Regions from separate parts of the Homo sapiens genome. Here all the other regions are linked to region 1. The links are chromatin contacts, found by Hi-C in ENCODE. All regions are on one chromosome and are shown on one strand. The core of a region is the stretch at or near the end of the contact, and the rest is flanking DNA. Distances in the headings are between cores, read along the strand shown. Region 1 holds the start of EIPR1 (EARP complex and GARP complex interacting protein 1). Region 2 holds the start of LPIN1 (lipin 1). Region 3 holds the start of ODC1 (ornithine decarboxylase 1).

Evidence for each region. Hi-C counts contacts between places; a loop is a spot of excess contacts on that map. Pooled maps may share reads with other maps.
Region 2: a loop to region 1 is called in a map of B cell, with 38 times the contacts of the local background. The contact joins the promoter of LPIN1 here to the promoter of EIPR1 in region 1. A Hi-C loop is called at or near these places in 2 of 168 maps with a recorded cell type or tissue (B cell and naive thymus-derived CD4-positive, alpha-beta T cell) and 6 of 50 pooled maps.
Region 3: a loop to region 1 is called in a map of transverse colon, with 37 times the contacts of the local background. The contact joins the promoter of ODC1 here to the promoter of EIPR1 in region 1. A Hi-C loop is called at or near these places in 2 of 168 maps with a recorded cell type or tissue (naive thymus-derived CD4-positive, alpha-beta T cell and transverse colon) and 8 of 50 pooled maps.

Annotation. Positions count from the first base shown.
Region 1 is chr2:3,375,779-3,380,862 of GRCh38, forward strand. It overlaps EIPR1 (EARP complex and GARP complex interacting protein 1), which reads right to left and starts at 2,040. Exons shown (of 9, transcript NM_003310.5): 1 at 1,870-2,040. The coding sequence starts at 1,911. It overlaps TRAPPC12 (trafficking protein particle complex subunit 12), which reads left to right and starts at 3,916. Exons shown (of 12, transcript NM_016030.6): 1 at 3,916-4,098. RefSeq lists enhancers at 1,544-1,823, 1,844-2,023, 2,044-2,093, 2,365-2,881, 2,882-3,398 and silencers at 2,264-2,323, 3,887-3,936.
Region 2 is chr2:11,743,953-11,749,036 of GRCh38, forward strand. It overlaps LPIN1 (lipin 1), which reads left to right and starts at 2,680. Exons shown (of 21, transcript NM_001349206.2): 1 at 2,680-2,719. LOC124907735 (a long non-coding RNA gene) reads right to left here and starts at 1,507. Exons shown (of 2, transcript XR_007086220.1): 1 at 1-1,507. RefSeq lists enhancers at 847-1,420, 3,932-4,603 and a silencer at 2,359-2,928.
Region 3 is chr2:10,444,619-10,449,702 of GRCh38, forward strand. ODC1 (ornithine decarboxylase 1) reads right to left here and starts at 3,709. Exons shown (of 12, transcript NM_002539.3): 1 at 3,503-3,709; 2 at 537-646; 3 at 313-431; 4 at 1-29. The coding sequence starts at 414. SNORA80B (small nucleolar RNA, H/ACA box 80B) reads right to left here and starts at 2,231; the gene lies at 2,096-2,231. RefSeq lists silencers at 1,646-1,875, 3,100-4,579 and an enhancer at 2,890-2,979.

The DNA.
Region 1 (5,084 bases), core at 790-3,289:
CCTACCAATAATGATTGCTGTGAGAATTAAATGAAATATTTGTACAGTGCTAAGCAGAGTGTCTGACACATAGTCCAGAGCTAAATCACTGGTAGTTAAGCTATCAGTCTTGTGAATGTGATATAGCCACTGGTCAAATCCTATAGCACAGTTTATTATACAGGACACTTAACTGCTGCCCTGTATAAAATTTATTTGTAAGAATTTTGTCTTAGGCAGGGTGCGGTGGCTCATGACTATAATCCCAGCACTTTGGGAGGCCAAGGAGGGCAGATCACTTGAGCTCAGGAGTGTGAGACCAGCCTGGGCAACATGGCGAAACCCCATTTCTACAAAGGAAAAAAAAGGAATTTTCTCTCATTATAACAATTAGAACAACAATTATTGAACACACTATGCACCAGGCACTGTTCTACGTGATTCAATTAAGTGTATTAACTCATTTAATTTCATAACAGCCATGAGGTGGGGGGGAGGGAGATGCATATTTTATTGGCAAGGAAACCGAGGCCCAAGGTCACATAGTTAATAAGTGCTAGAGGCAGGATTTAAAACTTAGGTGTCTGGGTGGCATATGTTATTCTACTAACACTGCTGCCTCTCTGACTGTAACCTACTTAAAAACAGACATTGGCCAGGTGCGGTGGCTCACGCCTGTAATCCCAACACTTTGGGAGGCTGAGGCAGGCAGATCACAAGGTCAGGAGTTCAAAACCAGCCAGGCCAAGATGGTGAAACCCCGTATCTACTAAAAATACAAAAATTAGTCGGGCGTGGTGGCGGGTGCCTGTAATCCCAGCTACTTGGGAGGTTGAGGCAGGAGAATCACTTAAACCCGGGAGGCGGAGGTTGCAGTGAGCCGAGGTCACGCCACTGCACTCTAGCCTGGGCAACGGAGCAAGACTCCATCTCAAAAAAAAAAAAAAAAAGCAGACATCATTTATATCTTTAACACATACTGCTGCACAAAATTATGTATCAAGTATTTCATATGGCAGTGAACTGTGTTTCTATCTCTCTATCTGTCCCTCAGTGCTTTAGGCATAACACATTCTCAAAAGCTACTTGAATAGATGAAAACCAGGACAGGGCTCTAACAGGCCCTACACAATCCTCATCTTCCTCCCCCGCTCATCTCATCCCCTACCTCATTCCCCCTGACGCATTTACTCTATCCACGGCAGCTTTCTTGCTGTCCTGAACTACCATGTGCATTGCTTATGCTCTGGGGGCTCATTCGGTTCATAGTCATTTGTTGAACACCTACTATGTGACAGTCATGAAAAGGCACTGGAAAATACAAGGTAAAAAACTAGTGTGAAAACAGTTGAATCCGAAGACAGTCTGTGGTTTACTGAATATTAGTGTACCAATGTTAATTTCTAAGCTGTGATAAATGTACGATGGTTATGTAAAGTGTTAACATTAAGGGAAGCTGGGTGGAGGGTAAAGAAGAACTTTCTATGTATTTTTACAACTCTTCTAAATACTTTAAATTGTTTCAAAATCAAACATTTTTATTTTAAACAACATACAGTTCCTACCTTCAGGAACTCAAATTCTAGAGGAAAAGGTGGGCGTGTAAATAAATGAGTCCACCAAAGTGAGTGATAACTTCCAGGTCAGAAGTCATGTTCGGGACAGGATGTGAAGGGGAAGGAGGCAGGCCGGCTGTGGCCAACCCTGTTATCCAGTACAACCGTTTAACCTCCTAAAGCCTCAGTTTACTTCTCTGCAAAATGGGAACTAGGGAACAGACACGGGTCCTTGCAGGGCTGGTGGGAGATCTGCAAACCGAAGTCACCATGGGACCGCGCATGCTATCAACAGCCAGGCCGAGCAGCACCTGCCGCCCTCCCAGTGACCCACCTGGAACTCCAGCCCGTAGATCACTGGTGCATCGTCCTCCATGCTGCGGGGAAGCGACCCGACCCCGGCCACTCACACGCTAAGGACCTCGCTACGGCCGGCGCGTCCCCACCTCGCGGGCGTGTTCCCAGCGCCCATTCATTCCCTCCCCGCAGCAAACGACTCCAAACTGGAAGTCTTTCTGGCCCAGAACAGCTTCCGTAGTGGCCACTTCCTATTTTTCGGATGTGTCATCAATCTGTTCCTCACCAGCGACCAATGGCAGCGGCGCTGGCTTGTGCGCATGGCCACTTGGGCTCACATCCGGGCTCTCAGCGCGGGGACTCCTGGAGGTGAGAACCCGGCCCAGAGGAAATAAGTTGGTGGGCGGAGCGGGCCGCGGAGGCCGGCTGTGGGTGGAGGCCGGCTCCGAGCGCAGGCCGTCGGGAGCAAGCGGCGATTAGCCTTAGCTAGCCATCGCATCTAAGAATCGCTCACGCCGTAGTTGGGCGCCGCCATGTATTGTCATTTGTATGTACTTGGCGTTCCTGAGCGCTGGGCCAGCGCTTCACACGCACTGCCATAAGGAGCTTCATCCAACCCTATGAATAAGCTGTTACACTTCCATTTTACCGATGAGACGCTGCAAAGTTGAGTAACACAGTCGCAGCGCTCATTGGTCCATTGGGTAGCCAGGATGGGCACCTGAGCTGACTCCCTTAGGTTCGGCCCAAGGTGCCCTAAGTCAGGGCCATGCCTAATGCATTTCTGCAGGTGCCCAGCACTGTGTGGCAAAGAAAGCACTACCAAGGATGGGGTTATGAAAGCCGGCACCGCACCACTGGTGGTCCTGGACTGCATATGCCTCCGAATGGGAGTCGGAAGGGAAGGCCCTGGGGTTCCTAGAGGTCTCCAAAGACTAAAGACTTGTGGTGGAGAGACTGCCCCTCTTTCGCATCCTGCTCAAAGTGCCTGCCCTGGCCTTGGGCCAGCAGAAATGGCATCGCAAGGACTCCAAAATACATCATAGCTGAACCACGCCGCTAGCCTGGTTCCACCGGGGCTTCCAGGACCACGCACCTTTCCTCCATTTCTGTGATTAGCTTTCCCCTCTACCCTTTATTGATCTCCGTGACGGAAATGGTTGGGTCTCGTTTTGCTCAGTTGGGCAAGGCGCGTGGTATTGAGTTAAGGCTGGATGAGTATCTGTTGAGTGTATGAAATTTTAGAGATTACATGAGAAATCAAATGAGCAGGCCGGGCGCGGTGGCTCACGCTTGTAACCCCAGCATTTTGGGAGGCTGAGGAGGGTGGATCACAAGGTCAGTTCGAGACCTGCCTGGCCAACACAGTGAAACCCCGTCTCTACTAAAAATACGAAACTTAGCCCAGCGTGGTGGCACGCGCCTGTAATCCCAGCTACTCGGGAGGCTGAGGCAGGAGAATCGCTTGAACCCGGGAGGCGGAGGTTGCAGTGAACCGAGATCGCGCCACTGCACTCCAGCCTGGGCGACAGAGCCAGAGTCGGTCAAAAAAAAAGAAAAGAAAAGAAAGAAATCAAGTAAGCAAAAACAAGAAAGAAAGAAATCAAGTAAGCAATGGCCCAGACATGAGAATCATCCTATTCAACCACTCTGTTTGCCGATATTAACTTGCGGAGCTAAGAGGGCCTTCATACTTCGGGATTAAACCCACCCATCTATCACTGATATCTTTATCATTAATTTTATTATACAAGTACTGCAGGTGCATGGTAAGAAACTTACAAAATACAGATAAACACAAAGACAAATCCATAGAAACACTGATTTCTAGGATATGCTGGTCAATAAAAATAGCCTAAGCGACTCCCTTTCACCCGCCCCATCTGCCACAGGCTTGCCTATTGCCTCTGAGTGACAGAATCAGGCTAGGTGGAGTGGAGTCTCCGTTCCCATTTCCAAGTACAGGGTCCGCTCCCCTCAACTACCGGCTCCTGGTTGCCTGTGCGCGTTCACACCTAGGGCTCCAGGCCCCGCCCACAGCAGACGAACCGGAAACGAACCCCATTTCCGGCCTGGGGGCAGGGCCTCGGGTTCCTGCATCGGGCCTGAGCAGAACTAGGCGCGCCGCGGCCCGGCACGCGCAGGCGTACAGAGCTCCCCGGGGGTGCCAGTTCCTCTCCGATTCCCGGCTTCTGTCACCTTCCTCACGGACCTTGGTCACGGCCGCAGGTGACCCCTTAGCCCAGCTCCAGTGGGCGGGTGGCAGGTGAGGATCAGGGCCTCGGCAGTCCAGAGGGGATGGGACCGTGTAGCGCCACCTCGGGGAGGGAGCACACTGGCTTTGGCCTCAGCCCGGAGGGACCTTCTCTGGGACCGATGCTAGAGTGGGCGTGGGGTCCGGGCGCGGGGTCGCCTGCCACCCAAGGGCGTGTGTGCTCCGCGGGCCTTGTGCCAGGCTCCACGTCGCCGCGGCCCTTGCTCTCCACGTCTGCAGAGGGCTGGAAGCGTCTCTGCAGCCCGCGGAGTTTGCGGGAAGGGGAAGCTGCTGCGAAGCGTGTGGGAAACTACCCGCTGGCGCGCGCCCAGGCGTCCCCGAGACCCCCAGTTCCAGGCTTGGTGCCAGCCAGGCCCCCAGCAAGCCCCTTAACTTCCCTTAGACTTAATTCACCCTCCCGCGGAAAGAGGTTACTAATGACCTGCCCTGCCAAACTCAGCATTGTGAGGCTGCAATGCAGTGTAAAAGCATTTGAGTCACTGTGTAAACGTCCGCTGTTGCTACACATACTAATTGTAGAGTATATTTACTGTGAAGACCGAAAAAGCGTTTATTCAACAGAAAGCGTTAGGGTCAAAGATGTGTTTTAACGTGTCATTTTTTCACTCTTCACTACGAAACAGTGTAGCCCCAAGGAAAAATTTTCTTGGACCTACGGTTTGTACTTTTTAATGGCTACTTGAAGATATGGTGTCTTTGGATTCAGTCACTGTTCGCAAATTCAGAAGATAGTGGCGGATAATGAGCCAGTCCCGTCTTGGGATTGGGGTGGGAGAGGGACAGGGGAAAAGCAAATGAAATATTACACAGTGTTACTCATTCAGTTCTTACATTTTGTGATATCTGATGGGATCTTCTTCACAGTTACTAAACTGGGTGTTGCCACTCTGCTTTATCATTAAAATGATAATTACTATGCTTGTGTCTGTGCAGCTCTTCACACTTTAAAAGATGCCTATGCAGGGGTGCCACTATTT
Region 2 (5,084 bases), core at 1,430-3,929, 8.4 Mb after region 1:
CCTCAACTTATGGGGTTTTAGAATTGAAAAATCTTCCAACCCCACAACTGTGACAGCAGCTTCCCATGATGCCTTTTTCATCCTCAAAGCAGATCTGTGTCATGTGCACCTGCAGCCCATTTCCTGGATTGTGAAACTGAGCCTCTAGAATCAGGATGCTTGTGCTGGCTTTGCTAAGGCATTACTCAGCCCCTCCTTCCTCCTCCAGTCAGCTAGAGCAAGATTACTCATCCCTGGAGTTCCTTCTCCTCTTCCGAGTGCAGCTAGGTCCTGGGATTGGCCAGGGGGATCGCCTCAGCTCTCCTGGCTGAGTCACTGCTCAGTCAGGCCTGGTTGCTGATAGCACAGCCAAGGGCCCTCCCAGGGGGACTCCAGCCAGTGCCTGATCAAAAGCGCCAGGGCTTTGGAAAGTCCGGTTTCGTTTATCGCCTGGGAGTGCACTGTGATCTAGTGAGTGTTTTCTTCTCATTGCTTGTTTATACAAAAGGCTCCCCCCAACCCTTGGCCTTCCCCGAGGTGGTAGGCTGGGCAGCAGCGGGACCTAATTTGCTCTGAATCCAGCCAGACCCTGCTCATCAGAGCTGACCCTAGCCGTGCTGGGCCCCCCAGCTCATCATTTTCAGAATGAGGGCTTTGAGTTGAATTGTCCTATATTTTCAGACCTCCCATCTCCACATTTGAATAATGGACTTATTTTACACAAAAAATAAACTTAAGTGGCCTGAAGTTGGACTGGCTTCCTGGAAAGCCTTTCCACATAGAGTAGACTTCTTCCCAGGCCAGCTCCTCCCTGGAGGTGGGAGGGGAGGGTGCAGGAGGGCTTCCTTCTGGGGCCTTGCAACCTCAGCAGTTTTGGGCAGCCGTGATGCACTTGAAACTCTGGTCTCTGAGAAAACCCCTGTGGAGGTAGCTCACCTACAAACTGCAAGATTCTCTTTGTGTAGCTCCCACGTCTGCAATGTCAGCATGGGACAGGCTGCCTAGATAGGAGCTGCCCCAAGCCCAGCGGGAGCGTGTCCACACTTGACCAGATGGACGGGAGCCGCGCCCCTGGACAAAGCTCTCCAAGCAGCTGTCCCCAAACATCTATCTCAAGCTTGCTGGCTTATCCAATTCACTAAGCTGCCGCATTCGATGCTGTTTCTAAGCTGGCCTCCTCCCTGGCCCTCTGCATCTCAGCAGAGCAGCGGTTCCATCTCCACACTGAGACTTGCCTTTGAGTATCGCATCACACACCTCCACCGGTTCCATTCATCAGTAAGCCTGTGGGTTTTGCCTCCAAATCTCTCTGAAGTCCTTCCGCTTCTTGCTGAGTAGCCCCTGTAATCTGAGCCACCATCATGTCCCCCGGTTTCCTGCAGTGCCACCTGTCTGCTGGCTTCTACTCCTGCAGTCCATTTTCCATGGAGTGGAGGGGTGACTTTTTAAAGAAGTAAATTAGATCATATAATTCCCAGGTTTAAAATTCTTTTTGGACCAGGCGTGGTGGTTCACACCTGTAATCTCAGCACTTTGGGAAGCCAAGGTGGGAAGACTGCTTGAGCCCAGCAGTTTGAGACCAGCCTGGGCAACATAGGGAGACCTGGTCTCTACAAATAGTTTGAAAAATTAGCTGGGCGTGGTGGCATGCACCTGTGGTCCCAGCTACTTGAGAGGCTGAGGCAGGAGGATTGCCTGAGGCCAGAAGGTGAAGGCTGCAGTGAACCGAGATTGTGCCACTGCACTGTAGCTTGGGTGACAGAGTGGGACCCTGTCTCAAAAAGAATTGGTTTGGAATAACATTTAAATAATACCTAAACTCCTTGCCTTGGCCTACAAGACCTGAATATTTGGCCCCTGCCTTCCCTCCAGCCCACAGCACCGGCCCCAGGACCTTTGCACCTGCCATTTCTGCTCTCCAGAAAGCCCTGCCTCCTCCCCATCTTTGTAGTCATAGGTGTTTCTTGTCATTTAGAGTTTCAGTTCAAATATGACACCCTCCCATTGATGGAAATCATTTCACCACCAGACGTTATGTGGCTCATTGTTTATCCGCTGCCTGCCTCCCGGCTGGAGAGGCGCAGGGAGCTGCCTGTCCCTCCTGTTCAGAGCCACCGTTCCGCACCTGGACCACCGCTTGGCAGAGGCGGGAGTGGAGGCTGTCACCATCAGGATGAAGGACAGGGGTGGCCCGGCGTGGAGAAGCTAAGAAGAGATGGCGATAGGTCAACGCGATTGCGCCTTTAAGGTGGAAGAAACGAAGGGCGAGGGTCAGTAAAGTCAAGGACGGGCTCAGATCCCGCCACTGGTGATAAGCGGGACCCATAGGACCGACGTGATCGCGGCCAGGCCCTGGGTGGTTTACCTGGACTTTTACCTGGCTGCCTTTTCTCTGCACCCCTCCGTCCTCACTCCCCCAGTCATCGGCATAGGTCAAGTCAGAGTGTTGAAGAAACACACGAGTTTGGCTCTGGAAAGGAAAATCAGAAAGGCGGCCTAAGGGGCCCCACCCCCAGGAACGCTAAGATAGGCGGCCAGGGGTGAGCGGGCAGGGCCGGCCAGCAGGCCCTGAAAGCAGCCGGGCCACCAGCGCGTCCCGAGTCCCCCTCGCACCGCCCCGCTTGCCCCGCCCCTGCCCTCTGCCCCCGCCCCTGCCCCGCCCCCGAAGGCGAGCTGCGCTGACAGCCGGCGGCGGGCTGGGTGTTTGCAATACAAAGGCGGCCACGCGCGGCGCCGCTCGGTGAGTAGCCGCCGCCTCCAGCCTCCCGCTGTGGAGCAGGGGCCGCAGCCTCGGGTTAGGCGGGGCGGGGCGCGGCGCCGGGGCGCTGAGGACGCGTGGCGAGGCGGGGGCTCGGCCCCGGGGCCCGAGGACCGACGGCCGGGCTACGTCCCCGGGGCCCTCTACGGGAAGTGGTTCGGGGGAGGGAGGCGGGGAAACAGGCCCCGGAGGCCGGGAGGGCCTCGCGAGCATCCCTCGGGCCTGGCTTTCCTGACGCGCCGCGAGGCCCGGTGTGGGCCCGGCTTGGCTGATCTCGAGCGGCGTAGGGGCCACTGGGGGCTGCCGCGCAGTCCCAGAACCGCGGGGACTAGCTCCAGCCGGCCAGCGCGGGTGCGTCCTGGCTCTGCGCGATCATCCCCAGCTTTGCGCCGGGGACTGGGATGAGAGCCTTTCTTTCCCCCGGAGTTAGGATTCCAGCGCTGCAGTTGAGGAAACTGAGGCTCAGGGAGGTTGACCTCTGTGCCCAAGGTCATACAGTTGCCGGGCGGCAGGGCAGGCTGAGCCCAGGTTGGAATCCCGGTTCTCATATTACAGCTCTCCCCTGCGAGGCCTCTGCACCTTTCTTGCAGCCTAGGAGGTGCTAGGCCTAGTGAGCTCCGTCAGCTGCTCCTGCACGTAATTTTATTATGGGCAAGGCCAGGAAAATGCAGGATGAGAAGTAACGTTTTGGGAGTAACTTAAGTGCTGTGGAGCTAGAGTAGGTAATTTGTGTGGTCAGTAGTTGCTGGAGAAAGCAGATGTCAACCCTGTTTTTGATCAGCAAGCAGGAAACCAACTAAGACAACTGGCAGTATTAATTTGGAGATGTTTTAGAACCCGGCAGTTTCCCACAGGATAGAAGTGTTTTGGGAAATCAAAGCTTGTAGCCGTTTTTTTAATTGGGGGTGTTGTGGTATGGTGGTCTAGGGGTAGTGATTGTGAGATTGACTGTTTATCCTTTGTTCCGTAATTTGGGTCTTATTAATGAAAGTAAGCAGTTGAGGAATGTATAGTATTTGAGAAATAAGCACATCCACACATGAACACTTTTCTTGCTCCCAGATTCTTGTTGAAAGGTGTAACAGTTGGATTTATGATTATATACTTTGATAGCACTTCACGTTTGCCAGCATTTGTTATTGAGTGTTTTTGTGCATGGGTTGTGTGTTTTGGCGCTTATTATTCCTATTTGCATGTGGGGCCCTGTGGTCCTGTGGAGCCAGGCCTGGATATAGCCCTGGACTCGGGTCGGGAGGTCTGGGCTCTGCCTGAGCTCTGTGGGACCCTGAGCGAGTTCTTTCACCCACCCAGGTCTCGCTTATCAGCAGTTCCTTTCTTTTAGAAAAGCACAGGGGGACAAGGGGCGGACCTGCTGAGTCTTGTGGTGTGGGAGAGAACGCGAGGGTTCAGGTGAGAGACCGCAGGGATTCCTGGTTGTAGGGGGGACCTTGGAAGTGACTGAGAAGGAGCCTGCCCTGGATTAGGTGGGGACAATTGGCCTGGCCCAGCCAGAAGGAAGTCTGTGGGTCCTGCTCTCCTGCTCTTTGCGTGGTCAGCTGCACAAAGGGCCCAGAACAGACGGCAGGGGAGGGTCAGGAGATGAAAAGATATTTCAGAAGAAGGTCCTGAGGCCACCGTGGTCTGAGATGCGCCGAGGCCGGCACAGAGCACTGGGCTTTGCAGTTGTTGTTCTGACCACTCACAGATGTAGAACTTGGGCAGAAGACTTCAATCCTCTGAGCCTCAGTTTTCCCATCTGTAAAATGAAGGGATAATCATACCCATTCACAGGATTGTTGCAAAAATTAATTGAGATAAAAAAGAGCCCCTGGAACATAATATGGGGTCCACGAATCATTGTGGTTGTTATGATTTTAAAGTGCCACAGGGTGCCAGCGAGGAGGGGCTCTTTGTGGGGTTGGGACAGTCCTGGCTGACGCCGGCCTCTGCTCTGTAAATCATCCCTGTGGGACACCCCCTCCCCCTGCCTGCCACCTCTCTTCCGGTTGGCTTTTCCGGACCATCTGTGTACTGGGTTCAAGGCCTAAAAGGTACCTAAATGAGGTTAATTGATTTGGGCAAGCCTGCCAATGGGGGTAGTCGAGGGGTACAGGCAGCTTTTTCCTTAGGGTGGGAGGGGGCTGTTGCACGGATGTCGGCAGCTTTTGGAGCATTTTGAGAGACATCCAGGTGTTAGGTCCCGCCAGGACACCGAGGCTGGTGGTTCGACCTGTTTGCACTTGCACTTCCTCACTGGTAGCCCGGGCGTGGGATCTTGGAGCTTTTGAGGGGTCCTGAGGAGGAAGTCCCTGGAATCACCCACTAGCAGCTTTGGGGCTTGTTCCTT
Region 3 (5,084 bases), core at 2,459-4,958, 7.1 Mb after region 1:
TCTGCCACATAGAAGGCATCCTTATCATCCTGAAACAAGAGTGGTCACAGGTGACTCACTAGCAGCCTCACCACACACCACACCAATAGCCAGCGACCTTCATTCCCATCAGTCACAATGAATCCTGCTCTTTTGAGTCTAGCCACTGATATGAGTATCACCATTATCACTATTAATTTACCACCAGTGAATTAATTTCTACATTCCATAACAAGACATGTAAGCCTCATTGCTCTTCCTTAGACCTTGCCAAAGTTTTCCACTTGCCTGGCACTCTCAGCTGCACTGCCAGCATGGGCCTCATATACTTACAGAAGAAGAAACTTCATTAATTTTCTGGTCCAGAATGTCCTTGGCAGTAAAACCTTCATCGAGGAAGTGGCAGTCAAACTCTTCATTACCAAAGTTGTTCATGATTTCTTGATGTTCCTCTGAAATGCAACAAAATGCAAATAGAGTGGAGAAATTCACTTAGAAGCCTTAGCAATACAATTCTTAAGATTAACCTGCAACATAAATGTAAACTGAATACTTACATGGAAAACTAAGAGATGGAATTGAAAGAAATATTTCCAGCTTCTCACAAAGGCAACTCTCCAGGAATTCCAAATCCCTCTGCGTGTGCCCTTGGAACAGCAGTGACAATCTGAGAAATAAAATAGGGAATTTGCTGTCTACCTTAGGAACACATCGAGTTGAAGATGGGGCACTGGCTGAGCACACGCAGAGCTAATCATGCCCCGGATATGAACCACTCACTGGCCTGGTCATCCTAATTATTACTAGGCATAAGGTACATGATTCCATAAACCTTGGCAGTATAAGGACACAACAAAAAATACCAGGTTTTTCCAAGGCAGCACACTAAGCATTTCAAATATTTGTACCAAAAAAATCTAGCATGCAAGTTTCAGAAGCTTATCTGCACTTAGCTCACTGATATGGAAAAAAGTCTTATAATGGTCTGATTTATTTCAGAGCAGTTTCAGTTCCTTAGAAACTTAAAATAGCATTATAGACTTTTTTATTTTTTTTGAGACAGAGTCTCACGCTGTCACCCAGGCTGGAGTGCAGCGGTGCAATCTTGGCTCACTGCAACCTCTGCCTCCCGGGTTCAAGCGATTCTCCTGCCTCAGCCTCCCCAGCAGCTGGGATTACAGGCGCCTGCCACCATGCCCGGCTAATTTTTGTGTTTTTAGTAGAGACAGGATTTCACCACGTTGTCCAGGTGGGTCTCAAACTCCTGACCCCAGGTGATCCACCCGCCTCGGTCTTCCAAAGTGCTGGGATTACATTATAGCCTTTATACACAGCCATACAAACATTTCCTACTTCCACTAAGTCTTAGAATGATTTTTACTGACCAACAGGCATCATGGAAATGTCTGGAGCATTTGAGATTTTACGAGTTAATTTTCATGTATTAGCTGGGTATATACTTCTTAAAAACTGTAATCTTCAAGTCAACTTATCACATTGTATTACAGTTGCTGTTACCTGATCAGAATTCAGTATTTTTTTTTTTTTTTTTTGAGACAGAGTTTTACTCTTGTTGCCCAGGCTGGAGTGCAATGGCATGATCTCGGCTCACCTCAACCTCCGCCTCCTGGGTTCAAGCGATTCTCCTGCCTCAGTCTCCCGAGTAGCTGGGATTACCGGCATGTGCCACCACACCCGGGGCCTGGCTAATTTTATATTTTTAGTGGAGATGGCGTTTCTCCATGTTAGTCAGGCTGGTCTCCAACTCCCGACCTCAGGTGATCCGCCTGCCTCAGCCTCCCAAAGTGTTGGGATTACAGGCGTGAGCCACCACGCCCGGCTAGAACTCAGTATTCTTAAACCAGCGTTGCCTACCAAGTTTAGCAATTCCGGGAATGCCAACTGTCCTTACAGTCACTCTCGTATTTGCTTAGCTATGAGAATAATTTGGGGCTAACTTCACCAAAAAAGAAAAACAAGCAAGAACATCACTCTAGTAACAATAAAAGCCACTGTATTTTGCTTTCATCAAATGTGGCACCTTGTGAACCAGCTTTCTTAAAATTATTTATTTTAACCTTTAAAAATTTCTGCCAGGTAGAGCTTTCTTCTTTTCCACTGTGCAACCCACTTCAGTGCCAGCAGCCTACGGGCACAGAGGCCAGGCAATGGTTCGGGGACACAGTTTGCTCTGGCATGGGGTACTATGACAGGCCCAGGGTGACGGGCCTGTCATAAATCCAAACCCATGCATAGAATTTGCTTTAAAGCTCTATCTATTGTGACTGCTTGGCATTGTCAACCTCCGAAGTTGCCTAAATCACCCCTCGGAGAAGGGAAGAGAGTAACAACGCTAGCAAAACCATTTTTGTTACAGACATGGTTATATATTTTTGTTTATATGAAGAATATTTACAATTTAATAATAAATAGGCTCATGCAGTCTCGGACTGGGTCATTTGAGGCCTTATTAAATATTTTTAAGGCAATGTTCAGGCCTAAACTTGGAAAGTTTTGATTTCTTTTTAATACGCCAATACTTTTTTGCTTTTCTGTATCTTTTAAGGCGTTACTTAAGTAACTTACTTGAATATATTTTACTGAAGAACACCTTTCGGTCTTTCTGTAACAGCTAAGTTATTTAAAATGGTCAATCAATTAGCACAAGAGGATAATGTTAGAAGAGATAGGGGCTAATTCAAACAAACTTTGAAAAAAATTTCACAAATCAATTAAAGTCTGCCCAATTTTATGTTTAAACAAAGTCAGCCAACACATTCTTTGTCCTCCCCAGACATTCCTGAGAGGTTCTGCCTTCTACACTTTCACCAATTATTTCGACTTCGCAAACAGCACAATCAGCCTTTTCTGCAAACCTTAGGGCTGTCTCCCCTGTGTATGTCCGTTCATCTAAGCCAAGCTTTTCCGAAATCACCGAGTCATTCACAGTCCTTAAATAAACACCTCTAAGTCATGGCCGAGCATCTAATATCACAGCTACTACAGCAAGACTATCTTAGCTCTACCCACTCTCGCGGGTTTCCAAATTGGTGTCATCTGCTCTGTAGACACAGCGAAAATAAAAACTGGAAGGAAACTGAAGGCGCCAAGGCCGGGGCCCGCTCGTCTGTACCAAGGCGAGCCCGGGCTCTGCGCCCCTGCACCTGCTGCGCGGCCGCCAGGGCCTCCCCAACGGCTCCCCGGCCAGCGCGCGGCCGCCGAAGGGTTGGGAAAGAGGCCGGCGCGGGGCCGCAGGGTCTCCGGGTGGGTCTCCCCTAGGCCCCTCCAGCCCCGAGCTGTGAAGACGGGGGCAGAACGAGGCGCCCGGATCACCCTTATCCAGCCGCGGGAGAACCCCGGGCCGGGAGGAAGCGGCGCCTCAAGGTCGTGGCCCGCTCGGCGACCACGTGTCTCCGCAGGCCGGCGAGGCGCGCCGCACACGTGCCCGGGGCCCGGGGCCCGCAGCCCGCCCCGGCTCCCGCCCTCGCTCCCTCCCTTCCTCCGCGGCCGGGGAGTCCCTCACCTCAGAGCGCCCAGGCGCCGCAGGCCAGCCCCATGGGGAAGCGCAGACGCCGGAGCCTGAGTCGCAGCCGCAGGAGCGCTCGGCCGCCCCCGCCGCGCCCGTCAGCGCCTGGCTCCCGCCCGCCGGAGACGCCGGCCCGAGGTGGCGCCGGAGCTGCTGGCAGAGGGGCGGCGGGCGGCGGCGGCGGCGGCTACAGGAGGGACTGACAAAGCCCCACGGCACGCCGCTCCCTACTTATAGCACCGGCGGGTCGCCATGGAGACGCACCAGCTCAAACCAGCCACGATCGGTTCCGGCCGGGACACCGCCGGGGGAGGGGCGGGGGCCCGGCGGTGGCCAACCCGGGCCCGCGCGGAGCTGGTGGGGCGCCGGCGGGCCGACGTCAGCCGAGCCGAGCACCGCCTGCCCCACGCGTGGCCCCCGCCCCCGGCTTCGCGCCCCGCCCTCCCCGCCCTGCGGCCGCCTCTCCCCGCCCTCCCCGCCCTGCGGCCGCCTCGCCCCGCCCCGCCCTGCGGCGGTCTCGCCCGCCTGGAACTGGTCCGCGCACGCGCACGACGCCGCAGGCCCCGGCCCCGGCCCGCGGCAGCTGAACGGCAGAGCCTGTAGCTGCACAGCTGTGCTTCCACCTGGCGTTCAGTACCTCGTGCCCGAGAGCGGAAAAGGGAAATCGCGAGCGGAGGACCGATGTGCTGGCCACGTGGGCCCCGCCGGGCCGACTCCGGACCCTGCTGCCGCCCATTCCTCCGGTGCAAGGGACCTGGAAGTGATCCCGGTGCCGCTCTGCTCCCACCAGCTAGGGAGCAGAGGCGCGGGAGGGAAGGGGCGTCCCGGGGGTCGCCAGCACGCTGCGGGCAGGGCTGGCAGCCGCCTCCACGCCCCCGCGCTGGAAGCCTCGTCTTTGTAACATCGAGGTATCCTGTAACTAGATGGGTCCTGGCCTGCGGAGGTAGTTTCCCCTGTGAAGCCAGGGACTCAGCCAGGAGCGTGAGGGGACCCGGATCCTGAGTCTCCAAGCCGCCCACTACCCTCTGCTTTACCGGATGGAACTCATCAGTAACTAGGTATCTTTAAGGGCGGCTCCCTGGCGCGCTCTGAGAGTTACGGAAGTCCCAAAATGCTTTGACCGAAAACGTCTAAACAGTGAATACATAAAGCAAAAAGCCGCGTGGGAAATTCGAGTCCCTAGGAGCGCCCAGGGGACGCCTCTGGAGGTGGACTGCCACTCACTCCAGGCCACGCTGGAATGCCCGCACCAGGGAGGCACTGCACTTGAATTGGGGACACTTTTTTTTTTTTTTTTCATTTTTACCTTTCATTCCCTTTTGGACAATCCAGACAGGATATGTCTCTCCCTAGGGTGGGGATTTCGACTCCTTAGGGTGGGAGTACAGCCGATGAAGAGTTAAGGAGAGGAGTGGGTAGATCTAGATCTAGCCTTGGGTGGGTGGGGGCGGGGTTGGAGGAGCTCAGAGCACTGGCCCAGCGCTGCCCCCAACTTGCTGTGTGCTCTTGGACAAGTTATCTCCCTTCTCTGGGCTTCAGATAACCCAAGGATCCTTACATATCTTTATAGCTACAAAGC